2 separate regions of the Homo sapiens genome follow, and region 1 is linked to region 2. Evidence: chromatin contacts called from ENCODE Hi-C or POLR2A ChIA-PET data. All regions are on one chromosome and are shown on one strand. Each heading gives the region's core, a stretch centred on a gene start or an enhancer-like site at or near the end of the contact. The rest is flanking DNA. Distances are from core to core; before and after follow the strand shown. Region 1 holds the start of FXYD7 (FXYD domain containing ion transport regulator 7). Region 2 holds the start of HAUS5-DT (HAUS5 divergent transcript).

Region 1 (5,005 bases), core at 1,291-3,790, 470 kb after region 2:
AAAAATAAAAATAAAAAAGCTAATCCTTTTAAGGAAAAAAATTAAATAAATAGCAGTGTGAGGAATATTTGAATAAAGCAAAAATTGTGACGGTAGTACTCAAAAGCGCCAAGATGGTGAGACGCTGCTTCAGGGTCCCTTGTGCTCTGTGTAAGTTTCCCCACCAGAGAGTAAATTTGTTTGACTCATCACTGCTGTTCATCCTGACATTTATGAAAGGCTCTTCAAGTTTTCTGGGATGAATGAATGAAGGAATGATTATGAGGCAGTCCTAGGCTGCAGGAGGCTGTAAAAGGTGGATTGTCTCACTTGTCTGTTTTCCACACACCCGTCCTTCCCCAAAGTTATCGGGAGCCCACTGGGTGAGCCCCTGTCCCAGAATCTGGTGTTCCATGTGGAAGATCCTCCTCCATGCGGAAGATCCTCCTCTGGTCCCTGCTGCCCCGGCAACCTGGGCCCTCAGGCGTGGCTGGGCTAAGGGTGGGGCCAGGAGTCAGGCAAAGGAATGTGCACTACTCCTGGCCAGCTGCCAAAGAGATATCAGGAAGGAGGTGGTTGCTATGGCAACTGGGGCATCTTGGGAGGTGAAGAGAGGTGATAGGTCCCGCCACCCCAGGCTGGGTGGGGTCCCCTGTGAGGTCCTGTGTGAGATGCAGGTTTCAATCTTGACCCTCTCCCCTCCTTTTGCACCTCCTGCCGTTGCCCCTGCAGGACTGGCTTCTGGCCAAGCTAAGGGTCCATTTCAGGGATAGGGACCCGGACCCAGCTGTGCTCATGCATCCCTCTTCTGTTCACTCCTAACTCTCCCTCCTGTTCTCTGGCAGGGTGGAGGGAGACTCTCCCCTCTTCCCCCCTCGCTCCCCAACAATTCATTAATTAGTTTCCTTAAGCAGCTTGCAATGCACAACATGCTTTTCCTCCCCCGGGGTTTCCCGAGACCTGCGGTCCCCTGTCATGCTGTGACTGGGAAAGGGGGAGGCAGAGGAGGTTGGGTTGAGGAGTCTGTCCTCCCACCTCTGCCCGTCTGCTGCCATCGATCCTGCTAACCACCACCTCTGCAAAAAGAAGCCCTGGGCTCCCGCCAGGCCTGCTGCCTCAGCCCTGCCCCCCTCCCTAGGGTAGCTTCCAGCCTCTGCAGCCCCCCCCACCCCCCGCCCTGCTTCGGATTCTGCAGATATGGCTCAGTGCAGCAGCCCCCGCCTGCTGGGAAGCGCGGAAGGGAGGGAGCCATCCAAGTGGAATTCGGGTTCCCTTCACTGCCAGGGGCTTCTCAGCACCCCTGGTCCCCTGCCCTCAGTGCTGGAGACCCTTGCTGGGCACTGGCTCCCTCTTGAAGCAGTCTGTGCCTTGCTCATCTGCAGAAGCAGGATTAGCAGTGGGGGCTATTAGGGGGCGACGGTAGAAGTGGGTGTTTAAGTGGGTGCATAACTGGGTTAATTGGTGTGGAATGGAAATCAGTGTGTGGCTGGATGGGGGCAGTAGGGGCAGCTAGGTGTATACCCAACAGCACCTCTGGGATTGGAAAACACCCCTGCTGTGGGCTGGAAGGAGGGTCCCATCGCCCCATTCCCACACATAGGGTCTCACTGCAGTGGTTTGGGCCCCACCCCACATGGCTCCCTTCTTCTCTTTCTACTCCCCTCTCTCCCCATGGGTCCGTCTCTCTCCCTCCGTCTCTCTGCTTCTCTCTCCATAGCGGTCTCAATCCCACTATCTCCCAGGCTCTCATTTTTTTTTCTCTCTCTCTCTGCATCTCTGTCTACTGCTCTCAGCCTCTCCCCTCCACTGGGAATCTCTCTGAGTCCATCTATTTGTCTTCCTGGGTCTTTGTATCTGTGACTCTGGATCTCCTGCCTCTCTTGGTCTCTGTCTCTTCCAGGTTCTCCCTGTCTGTCTCTTGCTATATCCCTTCTCTCTGTCTCTTCCTTCAGCTCTCACTCCTTTCCTCTGAACCTGGCTGTCAAGGGTTTCAGGAAACAGACACCCTAGGAGACAGCACTGGAAAGAAGAGGGACATGAACCTCCTCCCCTTCCCTTGCCCACCCCAGGGACCCTGAAATCTTCCAGAACGTCTCTGGTCGCAGACCCACCCGCTCCCACCCTGCAAGCTCATCTCTTCCCCGTCTGCTACCACCACGGTGCGGGACCAGCCACCCGGTTGCCATAGCGACCTGTCCGAGCATCCCTTCTCCCGGGACTGCCACTCTCCAACCGCAGGTCTGGCACAGGACGCCTGCCGGGGAGGGGGTGTCCCAGAGACCCGGAGGGGCGATCGGGGGGGCGCATTACAGGGGCTTCCGCCCACAGGAGGAGCGGACCTCCCTCCCCCAACTCCCTTGCCTTACCATTGCTTGAATCTCCCGACACCCTCTCTCCTAGGCTCTCAGATCCCGGAGCCCCCCTGCAACCCCCTCCCCAAACGACGCTCACCCTTTGTGGGGGTCTGGGTCGGGGTCGCCATGCTGGGCCGGAGCAGGGGGCTGCTGGATGCTTTGGCGGCGAAGGCGCGCTGCAGCAGCTGGAAGCAGGACGGACCGATGTGGGGGGGAGCTGGGGGGAGCCCTGGCGTGGGGGGGCCTGCAGCCAATGGGGGCCCGGGGAGCCCGCCCCCGTGCAGGCCACCCCCGCCCCCGCCCCCGCCCACCACCGTCGTCCCCGCCCCTTCCTCTAGGGTGGGGCGCCCCCTGCTGGGGCCCAGTGGCGCTGGCGTTTCGCGCTGAGGGACCGAGACCGACAAAGTGCTGTCGAGAGGAACGCACGTTTTATTGGAAGTCTTGGCGGCAGGGGGAGTCTGCGGGGGCAGGGCTGGGGAAGGGGCGGCGGAGGGGGCGGTGGGCGCGCAGGTGGAGCGTGGGAGATGTCAGGTGCCAGGGGAGTCCTGTGAGGGTGAAAAGGGTGAGAGGCGAGGGGGGACGTCCAGCCCCACCCCTCGCCGCCCTTCAACTCTGGCACTTGGCCCCCTCCCTCTCCCGCCTTTCCTTCCTCCCTCCTTCCCTCCCACCGCCGTGTCAGAGCTGCAGCACCTGGCCGGATTCCATCGCTCCAGGTGTTTCTACCGCCTGCGGGTGGACAGACCTGGGGGGAACACGGAGATCGGGGGTCATTCTGGAGAGGCATCCCCAGCTCCTGGGCAGGTGGGGCCCGCGGCGGGGCAACTCCCCGCCCTCCGCTTTCAGATCCAGCCCTTCCCTCTACGCAGCCAGGGAGGGCCGGGAAAAGCGGTCCTTGGAACCAGCCCTCTCCCCAGAATACCCGCAGTCTCCCCAGACTCACGGCGGATGGAGCTGCGGAAAGTTCCCTCCTCTTCATCGGGTTCCCCAGTCCTGGGAAGACAGAGGCAGAGGGATTTCGGGATGGAAAGGGGGAGAGGCTGCCCTTCTAGGAACCCCCCAGTACAAGCCTCCTTTCCCAGATTGGTGTAACTAGGCCCAGATATGGACGAAGAGCAGGCTCGGGGTCCGCCAGAAATGAGGAGCACCCAGGAGCAGCTTATGTGCTGGCAGGGGGCTTCTAAGCTGGTTAACAGTGAGTACCTCCGCGGATTTGGGGGCAGGGATGTGAAGTTGGTGGGGGAGGGATAGTCATGGGGACTTGGCAGACTGCCATGAGATGGCCTGGGTTGGAAACCCAGAACCCCCCATCTTCCACTTGAGTGATCTTGAACAAAGTGACTTTACCTCCCTGTGCCTTAGTTTCCTCATCTGTCAAATGGGGTTAATAACAGCACCTCCCTCCCAGAGGAAGTGAAACCGTATCTAACACGTGGTACACACCCAGTAAATATTAGCTACTACTTATGATAATATCTATAATTGTTCTAACATATTCATACATTGTCCATGCTTTAACATTTTATTCGAAGAGGAATCAAAGAGCTAGGAACAAGACTCTAAGCTAAACTGGGCCGCGTGTGAGATGATCTCATTTCACCGCCGTTTCTTCTTTCCTGCACTTTGTGTTATCACGCTTTGTGATTTTTCTATCTGTGGGGCTGTTGGAACCCACGGCCACCGCCTCCACTAGGCTGGGAGCTCGGCCAGGAAGGGCGGGAGGTTTTTTCCTCGCTTGGTCCCAGGGCCAGGCTTGGGCCATGGCACATAGTAGGTGCTTAATACATAGTCGCTGACGGGGATCGGGCTGCGGGTCAGGGGTACTCCCCGCCTCACCCGCGGCGCCCTCCAGAGCAGGAGCGGGCGAAGGAGGGCGGGGAGGGGCGTCTTACCTCTGCTGCTGGTTGAACTTGCACCGGCATCTTCTGCCTGTGGGCGTGGAGAGGTAGGAGAAGCTGAGGCTCCCTCCCGGCGGGCGCCAAGCGGCGCTGTAGCTCCAGCTCGCCCTCGCGAGGGGCGGGGCTTGGGGGACGGGGCGGGGCTAGAGGCGAGACCGGGGGCCGGGGAACCAAGGCAGGGTAGGCGGGGCAAGGCCTGGGAGGGGTTGGGGCGGGGCGGGGCCAGGGAGGGGCGGGACCAGGGAGAAGCGGGGCCAGGGAGAGGGGGGCTAGGGAGAGGCGGGGCCAGGGAGAGGCGGGGCCAGAGAGAGGTGGGGCCAGGGAGAGGCGGGGTAGAGGGCGGGAGCTAGGGGCACTCACTCAGCACGATGAGGATGCCCAGGATGAAGAGGATCCCGGCGATGACGAGGCCTCCGATCTGCAGGGACTGGTAGTCTGTGAGCAGCAGAGCAGGGAAGGTGAGGGCAGGGAAGACAGGAGGGAGAATAGGAGAGGGGTAAATTGGGAAGGAGGGAACAGGGAGAAAGGACCAGCAGGCAGAAGGGGGGAAGTAAGATAATTAAGGGGGAGCAGATATGGGAGGAGGAAAGTGGGGTACCAGGGAGAGGAAAGGGGTGTATAGGAAAGGGAGGGAGGGGACAGGGAGGAGGAGGACAGGGGGGAGAGAAGACGGGAAGAAGCAGAGGATGGGCCACGAGATGCTGAGACAGACGCAGGCAAGAGAAAGAGAACCAGAGAGGTATCACATAGACAGTGACACAGATAGACACAGACAGG
Region 2 (4,984 bases), core at 641-3,140:
GGAGTGCAGTAGTGCGATCTCAGCTCACTGCAACCTCTGCCTCCCAGGTTCAAGCGATTCTCCTGCCTCAGCCTCCCAAGTAGCTAGGATTACAGGCGTGTGCCACCACGCCTGGCTAATTTTTTATTTTTATTAGAGACAGGGCTTCACCGTGTTGGCCAGGCTGGTCTCGAACTCCTGACCTCAGGTGATCCGCCTCCCAAACCACATCTTTGTCCCAGTACTGATCGCTTCCTGGAGCCCTCAGGTGATCTCATCACCTGAGATGAGGCCTCAGGTGAGCCTCCCAAAGTGCTGGGATTACAGGTGTGAGCCACTGCACCTGGCTGAGCTAATGCTGTTTCCACTGGACTTTAAGCCCTATGAGGATGGAGATCAAGGCTGTCTTGTGACCCATTGTCCCCAGCATCACCCAGCACCTGGTTGGGCTTAGAGCAGAAGATCTACAAGTCATTTTTCGGATGAAAGAGAATCTTGTAGCATATGCTTCTCACCTGTGGACTGTCCTGGTGGCCATACCTAGGAAAACGAGGCCAGAGTCAGCGGATGAGTGGGGCTTCTAGGGGGGAGGGCAATAGGTGTGATGCTGTGGTGGGGACAGGGCTAAATGGGAGTGGGGAAGACAGGAGGGGATAGCTTTAAGAAGCAGTTACCAGAGTAGGTTTCCCCGGATCTTCTTGACAGTCCTACAGTGCAGAGGCAGAAAGAGGAGTTACTATGGGCCTCACCTGTGCCCCCTCCCCTGCTCTAGCCCAGCTTACCTCTGACTGTGCACATGCTGCAAGATGTAGGCCCAGATGTCAGCCCCCTGGCCCAGACACAGCCTGTGGGGACAGTGTGTAAGCATATGCCTGGGGCAGCACACAGGGTGTGGGATCCTCATTCCTAGGGTGATGGTGGTAGGGAGTTTTTACTAGGGAGTTCTCACTTCTTGAGGAGGGAAGGCCCAAACTTTTTTTTGCCTTTTTTTTTTTTTTTTTTTTAAGAGACAGTCTCGCTCTGTCGCAGTGGTACGATCATAGCTCCTTGCAGCCTCAACCTCCTGGGCTCATGCGATCCTCCCACCTCAGCCTCCAGAGTAGCTAGGACTACAGGCAGGCACCACTACACCCGGCTAATTGGTAAAACATTTTTTTTGTAGGGACTGGATGTTTGCACTAAGTGTGGTGTTATTCTCATTCCCTGGGAAGGCGGGTGGTGGGGGAGCGCGGGAGAGGCGGGTGCTCCCTTTCTCCTGGGAGTGGGTTATCCCAGTCACATCCAGAGGTGGAGGTGGGGGATGTACTGCCAGGAAGTGCCATCTCATGACCAGACGTGGGGCATCACTCCTACAGCTTCAATCCCCGATGGGGTGGCCACGGCTAACTCCTGAGTGTCCTTCTTGGTTAGGTTAAGGGAGGGAGGGGAGGTGCTGCGGGGACAGCCTCACTCTGGAGATCCTATTTCCATAAGGAGCGAGGTCTTAGCTAACTCGTGGAGGATCCTCACCAGTGCTAGGGACCTCACTCTGGGGAGCCTCCCAGGGTAGGGAGCCCTCAGTAAGTCGGGTCACTCTCGATGGGGAATTGGGGGGAGTCGAGTCCTCAATGAGGGGTGGAGTTCTCACTCCCGGAGACTCAATCTCCAGGGTGGGGTGTCCTCACTCCAGGAGCGGTCCTCACCTGCGCAGCGTCGATTCCGGGGCCCGGGCCGCCACGGGCACCCCCATCTCTTCGACCGCCCAGCAACCCAGTTCCCGCGCTTCCTGCGCTAGCTCCATGACAGCGCCGCGGCGGCGACACCGCCTCCCTCAGCCTCTTCAAGTGTGGCGCCCGCCTCTGACGTCACGGGCGCGCCAACAGTGACGTCATCGGTTGCCGGGCAGACAGCGGGCTCGGGCGCTGCATAGTAATCTTAGCGCGGTCAGGCTGGGTCTTGCAGCGCTCACTCTTCCCAGGTAGGTCTCCTTGAGTGGAAATGAAAAGGGCGTGGAGAGACTGCAGCCCCGCCCGCCTTCCCTCGTTCTCCCGCTCACTACCAGCTAACCCGAAAGAGGCAAAACAGTCCTTGATGCTTCCATTTATTTTCTTTTTCTTCTTTTAACTAAACACTTTTATTTTAATAGAGATGGGATCTCACTTGTTGCCCAGGCTAGTCTCAGCTTCTGGGCTCTTGAACTCCTGGGCTCAAGCGATCCTCCCGCCTCGGCCTCCCAAAATGTTGGGATTACAGGCGTGAGCCACCACGCTCACCCCCTTTATTTTCTTGACAAAATGGGACTTGCGTCCTAGGAGGACTGGAACCAGGCAATGAGATCCTGGACTTACTGCTCTTTGATTTCAGAAACAGGTGTCTCATGTCTGAGTGGAGGGTAGGGGCAGAGAGCATGACCCTAACATTTCCCTGGCATGCGTTTTCCCATTCATTCGTGCTTACCATTCCATAAACTCAGGGAGCTGACCCTGTGCTGGGTGATGCTGGGGACACCATGGTGACCACAACAGCCCTGGTCCCTATTGTACGGAGCTCACAGTTGAGTGGGGAGACAGACGCACCACCAGGTAGGGGTGGTAAAAATAAGCAGCAGGGGTGGGTCAATTTGGGACACAGCAGGTGTGAGAGGTCTGCGCTAGACCAGCAGTCCCCAACCTTTTGAGCATCAGGGACTGGTTTCATGGAAGACAATTTTTCCACAGTCTGGGGGATGGAGGGTGGGAGCAGTGGATGGTTTCGGGATGAAACTGTTCCACTTCAGGTCGTGAGGCATTATATTCTCTGTCTCTCTCTCTCTTTTTTTTTTTCTTCCCTGTTTTTTTTTTTGAGGTGAAGTCTCCCTCTTTCACCCAGGCTGGAGTGCAGTGGCCCGATCTCGGCTCAGCGCAATCTTTGCCTCCGGGGTTCAAGCGATTCTACTGCCTCAGCCTCCTGAGTAGCTGGGATTACAGGCGCCCGCTACCATGCCCAGCTAATTTTTGTATTTTTAGTAGAGACGGGGTTTCACCATGTTGGCCAGGCTGGTCTTGAACTCCTGACCTTAAGTGATCAGCCCATCTCAGCCTCCCAAAGTGCTAGCATTACAGGTGTGAGCCACCATGCCCCGCCTAAGCATTAGATTCTCATAAGGAGTGCGCAATCTAGATCCTTCGTATGCACAGTTCACAATAGGGTTTGCGCTCCTGTAAGAATCTAATGCCGCTCCTGATCTGGCAGGAGGTGGAGCTCAGGCAGTGATGCTCACCCATACGCCACTCACCTCCTGCTGTGCAGCCTGGTTTCTAACAGGCCATGGACTTGTATTGGTTCACGGCTTGGGGTTTGGAGACCCCTGCCCCTGCCCTAGATGAAATACTTCTCTGATGCTGACTAACCAACCATGCTTAAAAGCAAGGCCCGAAAGGATCAAGCTATTATTTAGCTGCATTCCAGAACAAAATTCAAGAATATTTATAGAGATTAAAAAAAATCCAGCATCCAACACTGTAAAATTAACAATATCTGACATCAGTAAAAAATTATAAGGCAATGGCTGGGCGTGGTGGCTCATGCCTGTAATCCCAGCACTTCGGGCGGTTGAGGTGGGAGGAATGTTTGAGGCTAGGAATTTGAGACCCACCTGGGCACCACAGCAAAACCTTGTCTCTATTAAAAATTAAAAAAAATTAGCCAGGCGTGGTGGTGCACGCTTGTAGTCCCATCTACTTGGGGGGTTGAAACAGGAGGATCAGTTGAGCCTGGGAGGTTGAGGCTTCAGTGAGCTATGATGGCACCACTGCACTCCAGCCTGGGTGACCCTGTCTCAAAGCCAAAACAAAACCAAACCAAAATAAAATAATCATCTGTATTCATGTTTCATAATATCCTCAATGGGTTTGTGCCTTTTTGGTACAGCTGTCAAGCAGCTCAAGAAAGTCGTGGGCTTTATCCGCTTAATGTAAGTGGCCGCTCTTGACTCTGGTTCCCAGGAAGACCTTCAACCTGGCCCCAGCCAAAAAGGCTACAAGCTGGCCCCCAAGAACTCACACAGCTTTTCCCAGTTCAGATGGCCCCAGGATAGCATGCCCACCAGCTTCCAGGAATCACTGTGGTTACTGTGCCCAGGTGCCTGAACCTCACAGTGCTGTGCATGGGGAGAAGCCTCTGCTGGGTGCTGACCTACCAGACAAGGATGGGCCAATTTAGGTAAATGGGAATGAGGAAGGAATGCCCGGCCCCAGAAAACCTCCCTCGAAGTTCAGATGACCATAGGAAACTCCCTGATAATGCAACTGCTGTGACTGTCACCTGCGTCTCAGTAGCTCACTGCAGGCACCTGGTCTCACTTCCTCCAGTCTGGCACAGCTTGTTACATCACCCAAGACAATGAAGGAAAAAGTGACCCCTTCAGAGGAAGGCCCTGAGCACTTAGGGTGCTTTCTGCCCCAGGGACCCAGGGTGAATCCCACGAAAGCCAGTTGTCTGGTTAGTGGTAACAGCACAGTGCAGGTGGACAGTCCCAATGTCCCATTGTTATGCTGGTGCTCAGCAGATGGTGAAGAACCTCCAGGCATGCCCCACAGCGGTCCCTGCTGCCTGCTTCCTGGCTGGGGTAGGACACACCCCTGTGACTTCCTTTCCTGCTATGTCTCTGCCCATCCTGCCCCAAACACACATGTAGATATGACCGGGTCTCAGACTGCAAAGTCAAGAGAGAGGAGGAAGTTCTCAGTAACATGCAAGGCGTGCCCTACCGCCATGATTTGGAAAGTTTCACCAGTCTCTGCTTTGAGAAGACTTGATCTGTCCCTGTGATTTGGTCACAATTGCCTTTGGACTGAGACACCACCAAAGGACAATGGATGGCCTGCACCCCCAGGAGCAGTCACCCGGGGTGCCTGTCTGGGCAAGTCTCATTCTCATTGCTACCTGGGCTTTCTCGTTTGTTTGTTTGTTTGTTTGTGAGATGGGACCTCACTCTGTTGCCCAGGCTGGAGCCATGGCCCGATCACGGCTCATCACATGCTGGAAC

Evidence for each region. Hi-C counts contacts between places; a loop is a spot of excess contacts on that map. ChIA-PET counts read pairs that join two places held with the same protein, here RNA polymerase II (POLR2A). Pooled maps may share reads with other maps.
Region 1: a loop to region 2 is called in a pooled map, with 11 times the contacts of the local background. The contact joins the promoter of FXYD7 here to the promoter of HAUS5-DT in region 2. A Hi-C loop is called at or near these places in 1 of 168 maps with a recorded cell type or tissue (naive thymus-derived CD4-positive, alpha-beta T cell) and 7 of 50 pooled maps. POLR2A ChIA-PET finds 5 or more read pairs at or near these places in 1 of 52 experiments (activated CD4-positive, alpha-beta T cell).

What each region holds. Positions count from the first base shown.
Region 1 is chr19:35,140,790-35,145,794 of GRCh38, reverse strand. FXYD7 (FXYD domain containing ion transport regulator 7) reads right to left here and starts at 2,540. Exons shown (of 6, transcript NM_022006.2): 1 at 2,431-2,540. The coding sequence starts at 2,461. FXYD1 (FXYD domain containing ion transport regulator 1) reads right to left here. Exons shown (of 8, transcript NM_021902.4): 4 at 4,589-4,663; 5 at 4,223-4,259; 6 at 3,274-3,323; 7 at 3,024-3,075; 8 at 2,686-2,878. The coding sequence ends at 3,053. RefSeq lists enhancers at 1,757-2,318, 2,319-2,879, 4,003-4,565 and silencers at 4,200-4,419, 4,530-4,659.
Region 2 is chr19:35,609,570-35,614,553 of GRCh38, reverse strand. It overlaps HAUS5-DT (HAUS5 divergent transcript), which reads left to right and starts at 1,890. Exons shown (of 2, transcript NR_186318.1): 1 at 1,890-1,936. It overlaps HAUS5 (HAUS augmin like complex subunit 5), which reads right to left and starts at 1,819. Exons shown (of 19, transcript NM_015302.2): 1 at 1,662-1,819; 2 at 762-824; 3 at 654-686; 4 at 495-519. The coding sequence starts at 1,759. RefSeq lists enhancers at 1,682-1,941, 1,530-2,085.